Linked DNA regions of Homo sapiens: region 2 is linked to region 1. A link is a loop called in an ENCODE intact Hi-C map of the cell type or tissue named here. Cell type or tissue: dorsolateral prefrontal cortex. All regions are shown on one strand. Links, peaks and the distances in the headings refer to the core of each region. The heading gives the core; the rest is flanking DNA.

Region 1 (8,316 bases), core at 256-8,255:
GGAGGGCGCTGGTGAAGGAACTGAGGTCAGGAAGGAAGGGCAGGTGGTCAGCGAGGACCTCTGAGAGTCATCCACACAGAGACCTGGGAAGTGAGGAATGGGGATGGGGATGGATAGGATAAGATGGGCCTAGCGGTGGGAAAGAGCTCGGGCACCCAGGAATGGTTCGAGATGGCCAGACAGTGGTGTGAAATCTGGTCGGGCAGGAGTTGGGGTCATTGGAAGGGCATGGGGCAAAGGGAGGGGCACACATATACTGATGCCTGTGGGGCCCAGCCCAGAGCCAGTGCCCTTCCTGGGTTCCCTGAGACACCACAGCATCATGCCACTTCCCAGGGGAGGCTCTGCAGTGACTGCTCACCCACGGTGTGCCCAGGCCCCTCCCCGGCTGCCACCGCCTGGAGGAAGGCCAGTCCCTGGGTTCCCACACTGTTTGGCCAGCCAGCACCAGCACTGGCGGGAAAGTGTCCCTGGAGGGACAGAGGAGGGTCAGTGATCAAAGGTGGAGGGGCAGCCAAGTGTGGCGGGGGTCAGGGAAGAGGCCCCGCTTCCCACCCGTACCTCCCCCACCGCTGACACCTGCTGCCCCGCACTCACCCGGCCCTGGCTGGGCCTCAGGAGTGCAGCCTCTCCCTGCTGGAGACCCCTCAGACTTGGGTTCCCCCTGTACACAGAGCCAGGACAGGTGAGGAGCAGGGAGCCTCACGTGGGGCCTTGGTGGCCACGACTTGAAGGACAATGGATGTCCACACTGGATGGCCCCAAGCTCCTGGCTGTGTGGCCTTGGGCAGGTTAGCCCATCTCGCTGGACGTGGGGTGAGGACAGAACGCATGCCACACGGCAGGGGCCCAGCCCACGGCGACGCGTCTGATGTTTGTCCACTGCCTTGGGTTCAAAGAGACACCTCCTTGTAGTCCAGGTCAGGCCTGACACACCAGCTCCACACAGAGCATGAGACACACACGGATGTGGAGACTCATCCGCACAGCCTCACACACTGGGGGCCAGACAGATACCCGGAGACAAGGGAACAGGAACACGAAGAGGTACGGAGAGACACGCAGAGACACACATCTGCACGTGGGGCTCACATGCACGCACACACGTGCACCTGCTCCAGCAAAGCTCTGCGAGCTGGTTCCAAACACCCAGGGCCCCCTGTCCAGCCCAGGCACCCCTGACTGACCGCTGCCTGGGTGGCCTTGGGCAACCCTCCCAGCGTCCAGGCTCCCAGCCAGGAAAGAAGCCCGCGAGGCGCATGCAGCTGCACCGGGTGTTCCTGGGCTGAGGGTGTGGGCAGCTCCTGGCTTCCTTGGGCTATCCCCTCACCTCTGGGGTGGCGGCCAAGGAGCCACTGTCATTTGGGAGGGGGCAGGGAGGTGATGGGGAGGCCTCCCAGGTTCAGGCTCCTGGGCTCAACAGCAGGGGCAAGGGCCCCAGGGACAGCCCACCGCACCCTCTGCCCTCTGGCCCTGAGATGGGGCAGGCCGCCACCTCTCGGAGCCTCGTCTGTAGCACAGGGGCCTGGAGGTACAGGAAAGCTGGCTCAGGGTTGGCCGTACAGCGCGCCCAACAGTTGACGCTCATGGCCAGCACAGTGTGACTCGAATCATCGGGGATCCTCACCCAGTGTCTGCCACTGGCCGATGGGCTCTTGCCCTGGGCCCAGGGTGCTCCTGTGCGGGCTGCTGCTCATGCCGGTCTCTGCCTGGCCTCGCCCTGGGCCCATGGAGCCCCATCCAGGGCAGGCTCCAAACGGGATGCAGCTAGCAGGTGTCCTGCACAGGGACCTGCAGCCTTACCCTTGGCACCCAGAATTAGCAGGCTGCCTCCCGCAGGGTGGGGGGGACCCCTCTGCCTGGCCACCCGGGGTCTGGTCCCCGCAGGGGCTGCCCAAGAAGTGAGCACCAGGTAGGTGACTATGGTTTTCTCTGGTGAGAAGGATTTACTGGGGAGAGGCTGCGTTCCAGAAGAAATGAGTGTTTTTAAAGCTCCAAGCCAAGGCAGGGCCTTGACTCTGTCCCTCCCCACCCCTGGCCCTGGATTCAGAGAAATGACCCTCCCTCCCACTGTGAGTCCCCTTCCGTCTGCCAGAAATACCCCCAGTGACTGCCGGGGAGGGTGCGGGTGGGGGTGGGGGTTATTTTTGGACATCCAGAGATGCCTGAGGCTGGAGCCCGGGGTGAGGCTGGAGCCCGGGGTGAGGTCCGGAGCCCAGGGTGAGGTCTGGGCAGATGTGAATTTAGTCACTCCAACTGACTGGACCAGCATAAGGCGCTCGGTGCCCGCTCAGCCAGGACTGCCAGGAGGGGCCGGCTCAGGCTTCTGCCAAGTCCCATCCAGAACCTTCCCAGGTGGGCAGCTAATTGCTGGGACACAGGGCATGGTCCTCTGTCTACCCACATTGGCTGTCACTGAAGCCCAGCAGAGCCACCGCCTCCAGCCCCAGCACCCAGAGCACAGAGGAAGAAAACCTCCCACCTGGCCATAGCTGGGCCAAGGCTCTCACCCCACACCCGGCAGCCCAAGGTTCCTGAAGCCACCCCCAACCCAGCCTAGGCTCCTAGGCACCCTAGAGGGCTGGGCCAGCTCAGGGTCTCCAGCCGCAGGTCGCTAGGGCAGAGGGCAGGGAGGTTTCCAAAGGTTTTCAGAGTTCAGCAGCTCAGCCCTGGGTAAGCTAGTGCCTGGGGAAGGCGGGCCCCCAGGAATGTGCAGGCTGGAAGCCTCCTGCCGGGACGCGAGCGTAGATCAAACACGTCCAGGTTTACAGAGAAGGGGACAGGCTCAGAAAAGGCTGCCACTGGCCGAGGTCACAAGAGAGGGAGTGGCAGGGCAGGGCGGGGCCCGCAGTCTCTGGAGCCGCTTAGTGAGGGCATCCCCCGGGCCTCCCCGGTGGCAGCAGCAGCCTGCACCCCGCCCGAGCCCCCCGACCCCACGCACTTCCCGCCAGAGCTGCGCGTTCCCGCCCGGCGCGCCTCCCGGCCGGCCTGCCAGCGCCCCAGACCCAGGCCCGGCTCCCGGCGAGGCCTGCGGACCCACCCGCCAAGCGACCGCTACACCCGCCCGGGGGGCCGTGCCTGCGCCCCCAGCAGCTGCCAGACCTCACCGCGCCTCGGGAGCCCCATCTGTGAAATGGGGGTGGCTATCCCACCCCTACGCCGTGGCCAGAGCTTGCCACTGCCGACCCCCGGCCTCCCCGCTGACCCCGCTTCCGGGAGCGGGGCTGGCGTCCCCTCGGCCCACCCACTCCGCGCCTCGGGACCCTCCGCGCCTGGGGCCGGCGCCGCCCGCTCGGCCTGGGCGGGAGGGCGAGCCCGAGCTCTGCGCCAGCGCGCCACCGTGCGGGTCTTCCGGGGACTGCGCCGCCTTGCCTGCAGAAAAGCCCTCCCTTCCCTGCAGGTGACAATGACCAGACTCACAGTGCCAGAGCCCGACCCTCGTGTGGACACTAATTCCCCTCCAACCCTAGGAAGTGGGTCCTATTATTTGTCCTCCCTTACAGATGGGGAAACTGAGGCCCAGGCAGGTGGGGGCAGGATTTGACCCCAGGTAGCCTTGCTGCACAGCCTTGGGTTTAATCCTATCCATCTTGCCTGGGTCCCGGGGGTCAGCTTCACCTGGACTGGCGGCACCGGCCCATGCACATTGGGATCTACTGGGAGACTTAAAAAGAAAACAGTTGGGCCAGGCGCGGTGGCTCACGCCTGTAATCCCAACACTTTGGGAGGCCTAGGAGGGTGGATCATCTGAGGTCAGGAGTTCGAGACCAGCCTGGCCAACATGGTAAAACCCCGTCTCTACTAAAAAAATATATTAAATACAAAAATTAGCTGGGCGTCATGGCACATGCCTGTAATCCCAGCTACTCCAGAGGCTGAGGAACCCAGGAGGCGGAGGTTGCAGTGAGCAGAGATTGTGCCACTGCACTCCAGCCTGGGCAACAAGAGTAAAACTACATCTCAAAAAAGAAAAAAGAAAAAGAAGAGTTTCTGGGCCCCACCCCAGAGGCTGATTCACCTGGCCCAGGTGGCTTCCCCATGCAGCATGGACTGAGAGCCACCTGCCCCTCACAGAAAGCCCAGTCTATGGAAGAGGAAGTGGCTCAGAAAGGAAGGGCAGGATGGCCCCACCGGCAGTGACAGTGGGGCTGGGGGGTTCTGGCTCTGCACTTCCCAGCCATCTGGGATTCCTGGGGCGTGCAGAAGACAAGCCCAGGCCTGCAGGGATAGGGCATGCTGAGCCTGTGGAAGGCCACTGGATGCAAAGGGCCATGGGTTCAAGTGCTGACTCCACTATGGCCCAGCTGTGGCTCTGGCCTGGACTTCCCCATCTGTGAAATGGGGCATAGTTGGCTCCTGTTTCCTGGCAGGATTTGAAGAAATCATGGTGTGAAGGCTCAGGCTCAGCAACAGACAGATATTTGCCAAATCAGGGGATGGTCAAGCCGGGAACTTGAAGTCTCTGGAGGGAGCCGATCCCTCCAGGCCCCTCCAGACAATGCTGGGTTGCATTGCTGCAGTACTGAGGCTTGGTGGCCTGTGGCCCTTTTAGATGGACTGTGAAGGAGGTGCTGTACTGTGGGGACTAGGCCCAGCCACAGCAGGAGGCAGAGGGCATGGACTGTGGGAAGCGTGGGCAGGTGTGTGGGTACTGGTGAACCTCAGAGACTCAGAGAAGGGCTGCAGAGGGCGGAGTGGGGGGCACAGCAGAGCAGGTCGGGGAACAGTGCCCAGCTGGGGGCTTGGGAACAGGACGCTGGGAGACAGCAGCATTTGGGGTGGCTGTGGGAAGGGGCTGCTTCTGGCCAGGGATGAGTTTGACCAGGTGGCTGGAGGCTGAGCCCGGGCATACCATTCTCAAAGTGAGTGGTGAGTTTGGGGGCCCCTCAGACAGCGAGCTGGAAATGGAGAGGGTGGAGGGTGCAGCTTGATGATGGGCTGGCCAGGTGCCCACGTGGTCAGGCGAGGTGCTAGGGGAGCAGGAGGACCCTCGCTCTGCAAGAACGCTGCAGTTCTCGAGGCATCCCGGGGCCCGACCCTCTGCCCAGAGGCCGGGGTGTGCATTCTCAGGGCCCACCTGGGCTGGGGAGAGGGGCAGGCTGGGAACCCAGACACTTGTCTCCTCCATTCTCAGAGCCACACCAGGCCCCACCTGTACTGAGCATGTCACTCCCGCCCCTGAGTCTCAGTTTCCTTATCTGCTTGATGGGACCATCCCTTGGAGCTATCATTCAAGACTGCGGCAAGGACCGAAGGAGGCCAACAATGCACATCACGGGCCGGCACACATCTGTGCCTTCCCTGTTTGGGGAGGGGGTCTTCCCAGGGGGCACATGGCCCAGGCAGGGGAGAGGGCAGCTTTTTCTTTTTTTTTTTTTAGACGGAGTCTCACTGTCGCCCAGGCTGGAGTGCAGTGGTGCGATCTGGGCTCACTGCAACCTCTGCCTCCCCGGTTCAAGCGATTCTCCTGCTTCAGACTCCAAGTAACTGGAATTACAGGCACCCAACCATCATGCCCGGCTAATTTTTGTATTTTTAAGTAGGGACAGGGTTTCGCCATGTTGGCCAGGCTGGTCTTGAACTCCTGACCTCGGGTGATCCTCCCACCTTGGCCTCCCAAAGTGATGGAATTACAGGCGTGAGCCACCGCACCGGGCCATGAGGGCGCTTTTTCTCTCTGCACAAAGACAAGCTCCCAATGGCCGAAGGAGAAACTCAGGGCAGGACCTCTTCCTTGGATGAGCTCAGAGGACACGGCCCTGGAGAGGAAGGGACGGCTTCTCCCATCACCACCACGAGGGATGCAGTCTCACCTGCCCTGCCCCCCTGCCAGGTCAGGAGGGCAGCAGGTGCCCACAGGCACGGGGCTCAGCTCCACCAAGCTGCTCCCAAGAGAGGCCCAGGGGCCTCTCTGACCTCTCAAATCCAGCTCTCAGAGCCAGTCACCCACCCAGGCCCAACCTCACACAACACCCAGGGGCATGGCCGTGAATACAGCACAGGGAACAGGCTGGTAACCTGGGGCAGTCTCTCCCAAGGCAGCGTTGTCAGGGCATCTGCGGGGCATCTGCGGGCTGGTGGCTTCCAAAGCTGTGCCAGCCTCCGCATCTCCCCCTTTTCACAGACGAGCAAGCTGAGGCGAGAGCGCATGGCCTGGTTCCAGGTCATTCATGCAGTCAACACACATTTATTGAGCATCGACTCTGTGCCGGGCCCTGGGTGGGCACAGGGGGCTCAGAGACAAATCACACGCAGACCCTACCCTTGAGGCGCTGACAGCCTGGCAGGGCAATTGGTCACGTCAACGGACACTCACGATACAGTGTGGTCAGTGTGGTGTTAGAGGTAGCACAGGTGACCGAGGGAGCACAGAGGAGGGGCCCCTGCCGGCGGGGGGTGGCAAGGAGGGCTTCTTGGAGGAGGTGACCCCTGAAGAGGGCTTTAGGGAGTGAGCAAGAGTTAGGGTGTCTCGTCTGAGCAAGTGGCCTGTGCAAGGGCTCAGTGGTAGGGACAGTGGTGGTGGCTGGGAGTTGGGCAAGGGCCAGTCCAGGAAGGGCCATGGAGTCCGCAGGCGACAGGGAGCGCTGAGGGGTGTGAAGCAGGCGGTCGGCAGAGGGCCCGCTGGAAGCCAGCGTGAAGGGTGGCCCAGGGGACGGGGCAGGGGAGAAGGGTGGGTGGCCGTGGGCAGCAGAGGTGGGCGGGCACGGCCCTTGCCCGAGGAGTCTCGTCCTGCCTGGAGGCCCCCTCAGCAGGGGGGTGGTGGGGGTGCGGGCTGCCAGCCGCGGGGCCGCAGGGTGCACAGCACGGGGTCCAGTGGCTTGAGTGTGGCCTGCTCCTGCAGCCCGAAGCGCTGCCCGGGCACCAGCCGGAACTCCAGCCTCTGCAGCAGCTTTGCCATGACCACCTTCACCTCCATCTGGGCCCAGCGGGCAAAATGAGGAAGGAATGAAGGAGCAAAGACAGAATGAGTGAGTGAATGAGCAGCAAATGTCACAGCCGGCTCTCCTCCTGGAGAGCCTGTGAGAGCCTGGGGAGCCTCCTGTTTTGCGCTCTCCTCCGTGCAAAACACAGCCAGTCCTCTGGGTCTGGCTCCGCTGGGTCCCGAGCCCACAGCCCAGCAGCCCCAGAGCAGGGGTTCGGAGATGCTTCCCGGCTCAGGATGAGCCCCCACCCCTGCAGCTACTCCTGGGCAGAACCACAGCCCTGCCCCTCCTACCTGAGCAAACTGCTGCCCGATGCAGGAGCGGTGGCCCAGGGAGAAGGGGAAGTAGGTGAACCGTGGCCTGCAGGGAAAGAGAGGAATCACGAGGCCAGCAGCCCCAGGCGTCCCCACAGGAACAACATAAGGAAGACAGTAGTTAACCCAGGTCTGGATGAACACAGACTTTGAGCCAGGGGCTGGGCACTTTGCATGCAAAGCATGAACCGCTGACTCTGCCGAGGGCTGGATCTGCATTCTTTTTCTCCTCCTTTTACCCTCCTGGAAGGAACTGCTGTTGTCCCCATTTCACAGATGGAGAAACTGAGGCTCAGAGGGGCAAAACAACTCACTCCAGGTCATAAATTTACATCCAGCTCTGGGCAGAGCCTGGATCTGAACACTCAGGCAGGCTGTGGAGTCCAGCTCTTCCCACCATGGCTTCGGTACCTTAACGCGTTGACCCCCACAGCAACTTGCAGATGCAGCCACGGATGGTCCCATTTCTCAGACAGGAACCTCAAGGCTTGGGGAGGTGAAGTCACCCAGCTTCCCAGTATTTGGTGCTGCTTATGAGCATGAGCTTTAGAACCAGACTGAGCTGGGGCCAGACCCCTGCTCTGCCACTTGGGCAAGTTACTTAACCTCTCTGAGCTGTGATTTCCTCCACAACCACCTCACAGGGATCTGGAAGGCTATGTGGGCTGAGTGGGTGCCTCTGGCTCAGACCAGAGGCCGCTGTGTCTGTCCTTCTCCCGCCAGCCCCACTCATGGGCAGCTCCAGGAGGGACTTACTTGGGTGCTCCAGGGCCGAAGCGATCGGGGTTGAAAGTCAGCGGGTCCTCAAAGTATGTGTCCATCCGCCCCATGACATAGGTGCTGAACTGCGGGCAAAGGGTCCGCTCATCTCTGGTTCCCAGGTTGTTCCCCTGGCACCTCTTGAGCCACTGAGGCCACCCAACAGGGCTACTCAGAGCAGAGTGGGTCCCACTCTCCTCCCCCCATGTCTTCACCCCTCATCTAGGTTGGTGTCCATTGCACTGGCCCCCTAGAAAATCCCTTAAGAGGAAGAGCGGGGACAGTTGACTGTGCCAGCTGGGCGTACTGCGTCATCCTGT
Region 2 (8,316 bases), core at 61-8,060, 220 kb before region 1:
GTGCCTGGGCTTAAGTAGCCCTTGTGACTACCGGCCCCTCCCCGCCCATCTCCAGCGGGAACAGTCTCCTCAGCCTCTTCATTGCTTTCTCCATTCACAGTTCCATGAGAGCAAGAACTCTGGTATCCCCGGCCCCTAGGATGTGCTGCCTCAGGGTAGGGGTGGTGTTTGTTGGGTGAATAGATGAACACAATAGCCCTTCTCGACTCACAGGGCATATTAATGCGTCTAGCTCAGTGCCTCCCCAACACAGGGGCTATTAACATGCTTTGGAATTGGGTTTCACAGAACATACTTTGGGAGATGCTCCCCCAAGACGACCCCTGAGCGTCACTGCAGCCCCACCATTCTATAAGTGGTTAACAGAAACATCTCTGCTATGGGGTGGGCAGGTATCACGAGCATGGCAGACGAGCGTGGTGGCTGTGCGGCTGCCCTCTGGACCCCAGATCCCTATGTCTGGCTGAGTCCTCTCCCTCCCCTACTTCTGGCTGACGTCTGAGCCCTGGAGCTGCCTCAGCCTGGGAAAGAAGTGCAGGAGGGAACTTGCCAGAACAAGGTAGAGGCCTTTCCTGTAGCATCAGTTTCTGAGAATGCTTTCAAATGGAGGAGCAGTGATTGAAGGTGAGGAGGGGCTACCTCAGCTGCCACTGTGGCCAGGACTACAGGGCTGCTGCCTGCTTCTCCCAAGGATTGTTTTAAATGCAGACAAACGGATGCTGTGTTTCTAAACCTGCCTCCTCTGTGTGAATCAGAGTAAAATAAGCCACATGAAAACAGGGGAACCCCGTGCAGAGGAACCCCATGGGCGTCAAGGGGCAGCTGGGCAGTGTGGTGGTGATCACAGTCCATTCTATTTTCAGTCGCCACAGTCTGAGGGCCTGGGAGAACCTAAGTGATTCTGAAGCCCATTTGGCCAAAAGAATCTCAGAAATGTCACTGAGCATGTGACATCAGTCTTACCATGACAGGAAGTCTGGCCATTTCCTAGTTCGGTCCTGGTAAGGAGGGAGGAATCGTCCCAATGTTATAAGCTGAAATGTTATAACCACATTCTTTTTTTGCGGGGGTTGGGGGGTGCGGGGCAGGGATGGAGTCTCACTCTGTCACCCAGCCTGGAGTGCAGTGATGCAGTCTGGGCTCCCTGCAACGTCCGCCTCCCGGGTTCAAGCGATTCACCTGCCTCAACCTCCCAAGTATCTGGGATTACAGGCACCCGCCACCACGCTCGGCTAATTTTTGTATTTTTAGTAGAGATGGGGTTTCACCATGTTGGCCAGGCTGCTCTCGAACTCCTGACCTCAGGTGATCCGCCTGCCTCCGCCTCCCAAAGTGCTGGGATTCCAGGCATGAGCCACCATGCCGGGCCACCTCTGTATGATTAACCTTCTCCCACAGCATTTCCCAAGATGGATGTGTGGAACATTGATCCCTGGGCCAATCACTAATGCCTTAGGAGCAAAGGTGTCTGATGCTCGAGATGGGGAAATGCCCAAATGTATAACCTTCCTATGCCTTTCAGAGGCAACTGGCGCTCACATCTCTCTCTGTCATGTGCAGTGTGCAGCACAGTCTCAAATTATTTGAAACTCTAGCAGCACCCACTCTAATAATGCTCTGAAGACACCAGGCTGAGAACGCCAGCACAGAATGTAGCTGTGAGAACTGGGAGTTCCACCCTTAGCTCTGTTACCAACTTACTGAGTGACCTGGGGCAAGTACCTCAGTCTCTCTAACCCTCTGATACACTGGCTATGTGCTCCTGCTAAGTCTCATGTTGAATGGGAATCCCCAGTGTTGGAGGTGGGGCCTGACGGGAGGTGGCTGGATCACGGGGGTGGGGCCTGACGGGAGGTGGTTGGATCACGGGGGTGGGGCCTGACGGGAGGTGGCTGGATCACGGGGGTGGGGCCTGACGGGAGGTGGCTGGATCACGGGGGTGGGGCCTGACGGGAGGTGGCTGGATCACGGGGGTGGGGCCTGACGGGAGGTGGCTGGATCACGGGGGTGGGGCCTGACGGGAGGTGGCTGGATCACGGGGGTGGACTTCTCATGTTTTAGTACCATCCCCTTGGTGCTTCCTCGTGATAGCAAGTGAGTTCTTGCAAGATCTGGTTGTTTAAAAGCATGTGGCACCTGCTCCTCTCCGCTGTCTCTTGCTCCTGCTTTTGCCATGCGAACTGTCTGCTCCCACTTCACATTCTGCCTTGAATAAAAGCTCTTTGCTTTGAGGCCTCCCCAGAATCCAAGCAGATGCTGGCACCGTGTTTCCTGTACAGCCTGCAGAACCATAAGCCCGTTAAACGTCTTTTCTTTTTTTTTTCTTGAGACAGAGTCTTGCTCTGTCGCCCAGGCTGGAGTGCAGTGGCATGATCTCAGCTCACTGCAACCTCCACTTCCCAGGTTCAAGCGATTCTCCTGCCTCAGCCTCCCGAGTAGCTGGGACTACAGGTGCGCTCCACCGTGCCTGGCTAAGTTTTGTATTTTTAGTAGAGATGGGGTTTCACCATATTGGCCAGACTGGTCTCGAACTCCTGACCTCGTGATCTACCTGCCTTGGCCTACCAAAGTGCTGGGATTACAGGCGTGAGCCACCGTGCCTGGCCATGCCCAGCTAATTTTTGTAATTTTAGTAGTGGCAGGGTTTCACCATTTCAGCCAGGCTGGTCTCGAACTCCTGACCTCAAATGATCCATCCACCTCGGCCTCCCACAGTGCTGGGATTACTGGTGTGAGCCACCATGCCCAGCCATCTTGTCTTTATAAATTACCCAGTCTCGAGTATTTCCTTTTCTTTCTTTCTCTTCTTTTCTTTCTTTCTTTCTTTTTTTTTTTTTTTTTTTAACGGAGTCTCACTCTGTTGCTCAGGCAGAAGTGCAGTGGGGTGATCTCGGCTCATTGCGACCTCTGCCTCCTAGGTTCAAGCCATTCTCCCACCTCTGCCTCCCAAGTAGCTGGGATTACAGGCATGGGTCACCATGCACAGCTAATTTTTTTGTATTTTTTATAGAGACAGGGTTTCACCATGGCCAGGCTGGTCTGGAACTCCTAACATCAAGTGATCTGCTTGCCTCGGCCTCCCAAAGTGCTGGCATTACAGGCATGAGCCACCGCACCCGGCCTTCAGGTATTTCTTTATAGCAGTTTAAGAACAGCCTAATATACCCTCTTTCTTCTCTTCAAAGAGGGGCGATGGATCCTGCTTCTCGGGTCTGTATGAGATGAGATGAAATGACAATTCCTAATATGGATGAGGAAGTGGAGCAACAGAGACTCCCAGGCTGCCAGTGGAGCTGCTGTGGAGAATGGTTTGGCAATATTTAATGCATGCCCCAGAAAATCAGTAGTCCCATTTCCAGGTAGGATCCCAGATAATTTCTTGCAAACATGTACAAAAAACTTGTGCAATAATGTTTGTGGTTATGTAACTGGATGTTGAAATGAGCGTTCAGCCGAGGAGCCAAGATCCAATAGATGTGTCTTCCAGAGGCACTGTTAGACCATGAGCAGCAGTTACAAAAGAGGTTCCCGAGACACCTCCTGGGCATCCTCATCCACGATAAGAGTACTAAAGCGTTGGGAATTAGACATTTTCAGAAGTAATATTTGCAAGGAGGATTTCTTTGGGAGAAAGTTGAGCTGCTGATTCCAACCCTGCTTCTCCTGAGGGAGGACCAGGGAGGGTACTTCTGCCTAAGCCACTTGGAGGGCTTGAGGTGTGCCATCTGCGATTTGTGGACCAGTGCCTCAAAAGCGCCAGCTGCCCAGAGAAGGCTGCATGTGGAAGGCAGTAACTGCCCACCCACTGGTGCAAGGTGTGGGTGTGGGAGGCACAAGTGTCCCCTGAGACCAGATGTGAACCTCCAAGCAAGGATCCAAGCAAGGTCGTCTAAGATCCTGTCTAGCGGGCTTCCCCGGAGGGCGGTGGGATCTCCGCAGGAAGGAGGCCGATGGAGGCAGCCCTCCCGGTGCTTCAGGGCTGCAGAAGGAGGCCGCACCTAAACAGAACACCTTCATTCAGGTCCAGGGGACTGCAGCTGAGAGGCGATCAGCAACGTTGGGGTTCTCCAAGAACCTCTGAAAGCTCTCTCAGAAGGTCAGTTGAAACATACGCCCCACCCAGAAAGTCAACTAGAGTTTCCCTTTCTCTCTCCACACCCCAACCCTCCCCAGGTCAGAATCAGCCCTGGCAAGCTGGAGAGAGGGGCGGTGCTCTGCTCTTCTGCCACCAGGTGGCGCACCTGCAGTTGGCCGCGGGGCTGGAGGGGGCTTGGGAAGGGGAGGTTTTCAATTTATAACCCAAGTTCAAGGTCTTTTCATAATTACTTATTCAGTCTGCTAGAGCAGCTACTCGTGTTTTCAGCCTAAATAGCCAAATTTGTTCTTAACTGGCCCGCATTATAAGCCCAGGCGTCACCTGTGTTCCAGAGCCCCTGAATCTCACGTCCCCTCCGGCTTCCCGCACGCCGGGGTCCCCTGAGATCCGGGGCAGTCAGCGAGAAAGTGTGTGCTACCCGCAGCCCCGCCCCAGCTCCCTAGCGCAGGGTGGTGTGCGCGTGTGCCCCATTTTTATTGAAACTTAGAGTTGACCTGCGGACCCCCTGGAACGCCCCAGGAGGGCACGGACTTCCTGCAGGGGAGGCTCCCCTTAAACAAGCCTCCTTCCTTCAAGAGGGAACTTGGTACTCCGAAAGGCTTCTGTGGTCCGGTCTGGCTTGCCAGCAAGGTAGGGAAGATCCAGGCTGTCTGGCCCAGAAGGGGGTCTCCTGAGGTGGCCTAAAGCACAGCCAGGGATCCGGCAGGAGATGGAAGGAGCCCAGGTTTCAGACAGCACTGAGCATCCCGTCTGCAGGAGATGGGGAGGGGCAGGGATGCCACTAGGCATCGAGCAGCGGGGTCAGGGGGGAAGAATTGGGCTCTGGAGAAGGGTTCAGAACTGGGGGCTGCACGCTCGACACCCGACCCTGAACTGCTCAGCAGGGAGGCCAGGCAGCTGTTCTAGGCTCCTGTGCAGCCAGGCTCTGAGACACAGCATCAGGCTTGACAGCCCGAGAAACTGAAATCATCAAGTTTGTCAGCTGTGATGATGTCATGGTGTCCTCACACAAAGTGTCTTCACCACAGCGGCAGACTGAAGTATTTATAGGTGAAACGACATGGTGGCTTAGACTTGCTTTTTTTTTTTTTTTTTTTTTTTTTTAGAGACAAAGTCTTGCTCTGTCACCCAGGCTGAAGTGCAGTGGCGCAATCACAGCTCACTGCAGCCTCCTGGGGTCAAGCGACCTTCCCTCTTCAGCCCCTGAAGTAGCTGGGACTACAGGTGCACTCTACCACATTCAGCTGAGTTTTTAGTTTTTTGCAAAGATGAGGTCTTGGTATATTGCCCAGGCTGGTCTCAAAGTCCTGTAGGCTTGTTTTAAAAAATACTCCATCTTGGCCAGGCACGGTGACTCACACCTGTAATCCCAGCACGTTGGGAGGCTGAGGTGGGCAGATCACGAGGTCAGGAGTTGAGACCAGCCTGGCCAACATGGTGAAATCCTGTCTCTACTAAAGATACCAAAAAGTTAGCTGGGCGTGGTGGTGCGTGCCTGTAATCCCAGCTACTCGGGAGGCAGAGGCAGGAGAATTGCTTGAACCTGGGAGACGGAGGTTGCAGTGAGATGAGATCATGCCATTGCACTCCAGCCTGGGCAACAGGGCGAGACTCTGTCTCAAAAATACAAAAACAAAAACAAAAACTCCATCTCCCCCAAAAGTTAGGGGAGACAGAGGAAACAAGATTTTCTAAATGTTTGATTTTTTTTTTCTTTAACCAGGGGAAAGCATGAACACAGCCCCCATGACCACAGATGACGCAGCCGAGTTTCCCACTTTTGGGGAAATTGCAGGGGTCAGCACGTCTGGAGTGCAGTGGATAAGCCTCACCCCAGGAAGACCACTTTCGTGATCACGGCATCTCCCCTGCCAGGTGAGTACGCTGATCATTTTTAGTCTGGGTGAGAGGCTCTCTCTACTTTTGTGTATGTTTGAAATTTTCTGTAAAGTTTTTTTTTTTTTTTTTTCAGACTGAGTTTCGCTCTTGTTGTCCAGGCTGGAGTGCAGTGTTGTGGTGTCGGCTCACTGCAACATCCGCTTCCTGGGTTCAAGCGATTCTCCTGCCTCAGCCTCCCAAGTAGTTGGGATTACAGGCATGTGCCACCACACCCGGCTAATTTGTATTTTTAGTAGAGACTGGGTTTCACCATGTTGGCCAGGCTGGTCTCAAAACTCCTGACCTCAGGTGATCTGCTGCCTCGGCCTCCCAAAGTGCTAGGATTACAGGCGTGAGCCACCACGCCTGGCCAAAGTTTTTTTTAAAAAAGAGAATCTGCAGGAAGAACAGGTCTGGAGTCAGTTTTCACCTTGCATCAAGCGCATGTTCCCTAGCTCCTTTTCACCAAAACCTGTCCCCCTAGTTGTGGATTGGACCATCCCCATCTACCCTTTCCTATGCGCTCCTGTGCCTGTAAGATAGGATGACAGCAGCCTGTTCCCAAACCACAGAAGAGATGGCTAATGAATGGAATAGCCAACCTTTGGGCGTGGGAGTAATCATTCAAAAAAATGTGGGGGGCTGGGGAGATGCCAGAATGGGCTTTCCAGTGAAGCAAAGACAGCCCCTGCCAGGGAGTCCCTCTCACCCCGGCGGCCAGGACCTAAGATCTACCAATGCCAAGAATCCACTGAACTTTGCCTCTCCCCAGTTCCAACCGGCCTGGAAGCTTCCTCCACCTCCACACCCCCCGCCCCCACTGGGCTGACAGCCCAGTGCGACCCGTGGCCTCATGTTCTCTCTTCCCTACGTGGCTGAGGCTGTCCCCACCTTGCCTGGATCTCCTGCCTGGCACTGCCTGCGCATGGAGATGCTGGAATGCCGGTTGCTAAGCCAGTGCAGAGTCCACACTGGCTCCTGGCAAGCACTGCATCGAGCTGCCCTGCTGCTGCAGACGCAAGATCCTCCACGTGTGGGACTGTCTCCTGCTCCACCATGGCCCTCCTGGCTCTCGCTCCTCTCCGGCAGCCCACTTACCTGCCCTTGGATTCTGGAGTCCCCCAAGCTGGCTTGGGAGCCTCTTTTGGCCTGGGTTGAGCAACCTACAATCTCAAGCACACCTTGGCTCCCAAAACCAGCCTCCGGGGAGAGCCTCCCGTGTCCACCTCCCACAGGATGTCTGTGCTGGGCCTGCAAAGCCGAATGCCTACTTTGCCCTTGCAGTTGGATGTCAACTCGCTTCACCTGTTCCAGGCCTTACTACCCTCCTTCAGACGGTCAGTGATCTGCATTTTAGCTCTTGGCACTGTCATCCCACCAGAGAAGCAGTCAGGGACCTTGGACTCAGCCCCGCCCACATCCACTCCACCTGCGAGCTCTGCCGACGCCACCCCACAAACCTCTCTGGGACAGTGCTCCCACCTCCCCACTCCACGCCACCATCACTGCCCACTGAGATGACAGTAAAGCCCCCACCCATCAGCCCCCGGCCTGGAAGCCCTTTCAGAATTGCAGTGGGAACCCTTCCCTGCCTAACCCACCAGCGGCCCCCCTTTGCTGTTGGGATTTGGAATAAAGCCCTTAACATGCCCCCCGTGCCCTGCCTCTCACAAACTGCCCTGGACTCCTGTGCCCCTACCCTGTGCTCTTGAATTTCCCTCTCAAAAGGGTTTTGTGAGTGTTGGCCTCAGCCTCCAGTGCCTCTCTCCCCGCTCTCCCGGGTCATTTCCTTCTCTTTCTGCCAGGGAAACTTTCCGGAGTCCCCATACTCACTCGGGTCTTCCAGTTAGATGCTCTCAATTCCTTCCTGGCTCATATGGTGGTCATCTAGCACGCGGCTGGGCATGCGTTCTGCTAACCTCTGGCTCTTCTGATGCCATGTAGGCGCCCCAGGGCAGGCACTGGTGTGGTTTTGCCCGTCCTTATATTCCCAGCGCCCAGCACATGTCATTAAGACAAGTTTGGAACAAGTGCCTGTCTTGGGGAAGTTATTTCCTTCTCCAAGCCTCAGTGTATCTATCAAATAGCCCTGCTTTCCCTGCAGGCTGTCACAAGCCTACAAAATCCCCCAAACAAACACCCGCAGAATGACAGATGGCCTCCCTGCCCTGGTAGTGTCACTCTTCAAATCAACTTCCCAGGCCCTGGAGGCAGGCGGCAGCAGGCTGTCAGCCTTCAGAGTCCCCAGAGTGAGACAGGGTCTCATTTTGTCACCCAGGCTGGAGTGCAGTGGTCTGCTCCAGGCTCACTGCAACCTCGACCTCCCAGGCTCAAGCAATCCT

The links. A loop is a pair of places that touch in the nucleus more often than their neighbours do. Peaks named below come from ENCODE experiments on the same cell type or tissue, not always from the same donor. Only the 100,000 strongest peaks of a DNase experiment are listed, where the experiment ranks them.
Region 2: it touches region 1 in a loop (2.7-fold over the local background); 2 of 110 quality-filtered maps call a loop at or near these places.

What each region holds. Positions count from the first base shown.
Region 1 is chr14:99,725,157-99,733,472 of GRCh38, reverse strand. CYP46A1 (cytochrome P450 family 46 subfamily A member 1) reads right to left here. Exons shown (of 15, transcript NM_006668.2): 13 at 7,994-8,082; 14 at 7,217-7,283; 15 at 6,172-6,916. The coding sequence ends at 6,746. Among named protein-coding and RNA genes, the nearest start is that of CYP46A1, 45 kb to the right of the region's middle. RefSeq lists an enhancer at 1,052-1,911 and a silencer at 3,233-3,352. In dorsolateral prefrontal cortex, for the core only: CTCF peaks have their summits at 3,138 and 3,345; DNase peaks (open chromatin) are centred at 782, 2,272 and 3,352; H3K4me3 peaks cover 1,162 bases; H3K27ac peaks cover 973 bases.
Region 2 is chr14:99,942,978-99,951,293 of GRCh38, reverse strand. LOC102724682 (a long non-coding RNA gene) reads left to right here and starts at 1,993. Exons shown (of 6, transcript XR_007064328.1): 1 at 1,993-2,094; 2 at 3,186-3,359; 3 at 5,820-5,971; 4 at 6,747-7,311. It also overlaps the pseudogene RNU1-47P. RefSeq lists enhancers at 253-754, 4,253-5,181. In dorsolateral prefrontal cortex, for the core only: a CTCF peak has its summit at 4,219 (motif pointing right); a DNase peak (open chromatin) is centred at 5,060; H3K4me3 peaks cover 988 bases; H3K27ac peaks cover 642 bases.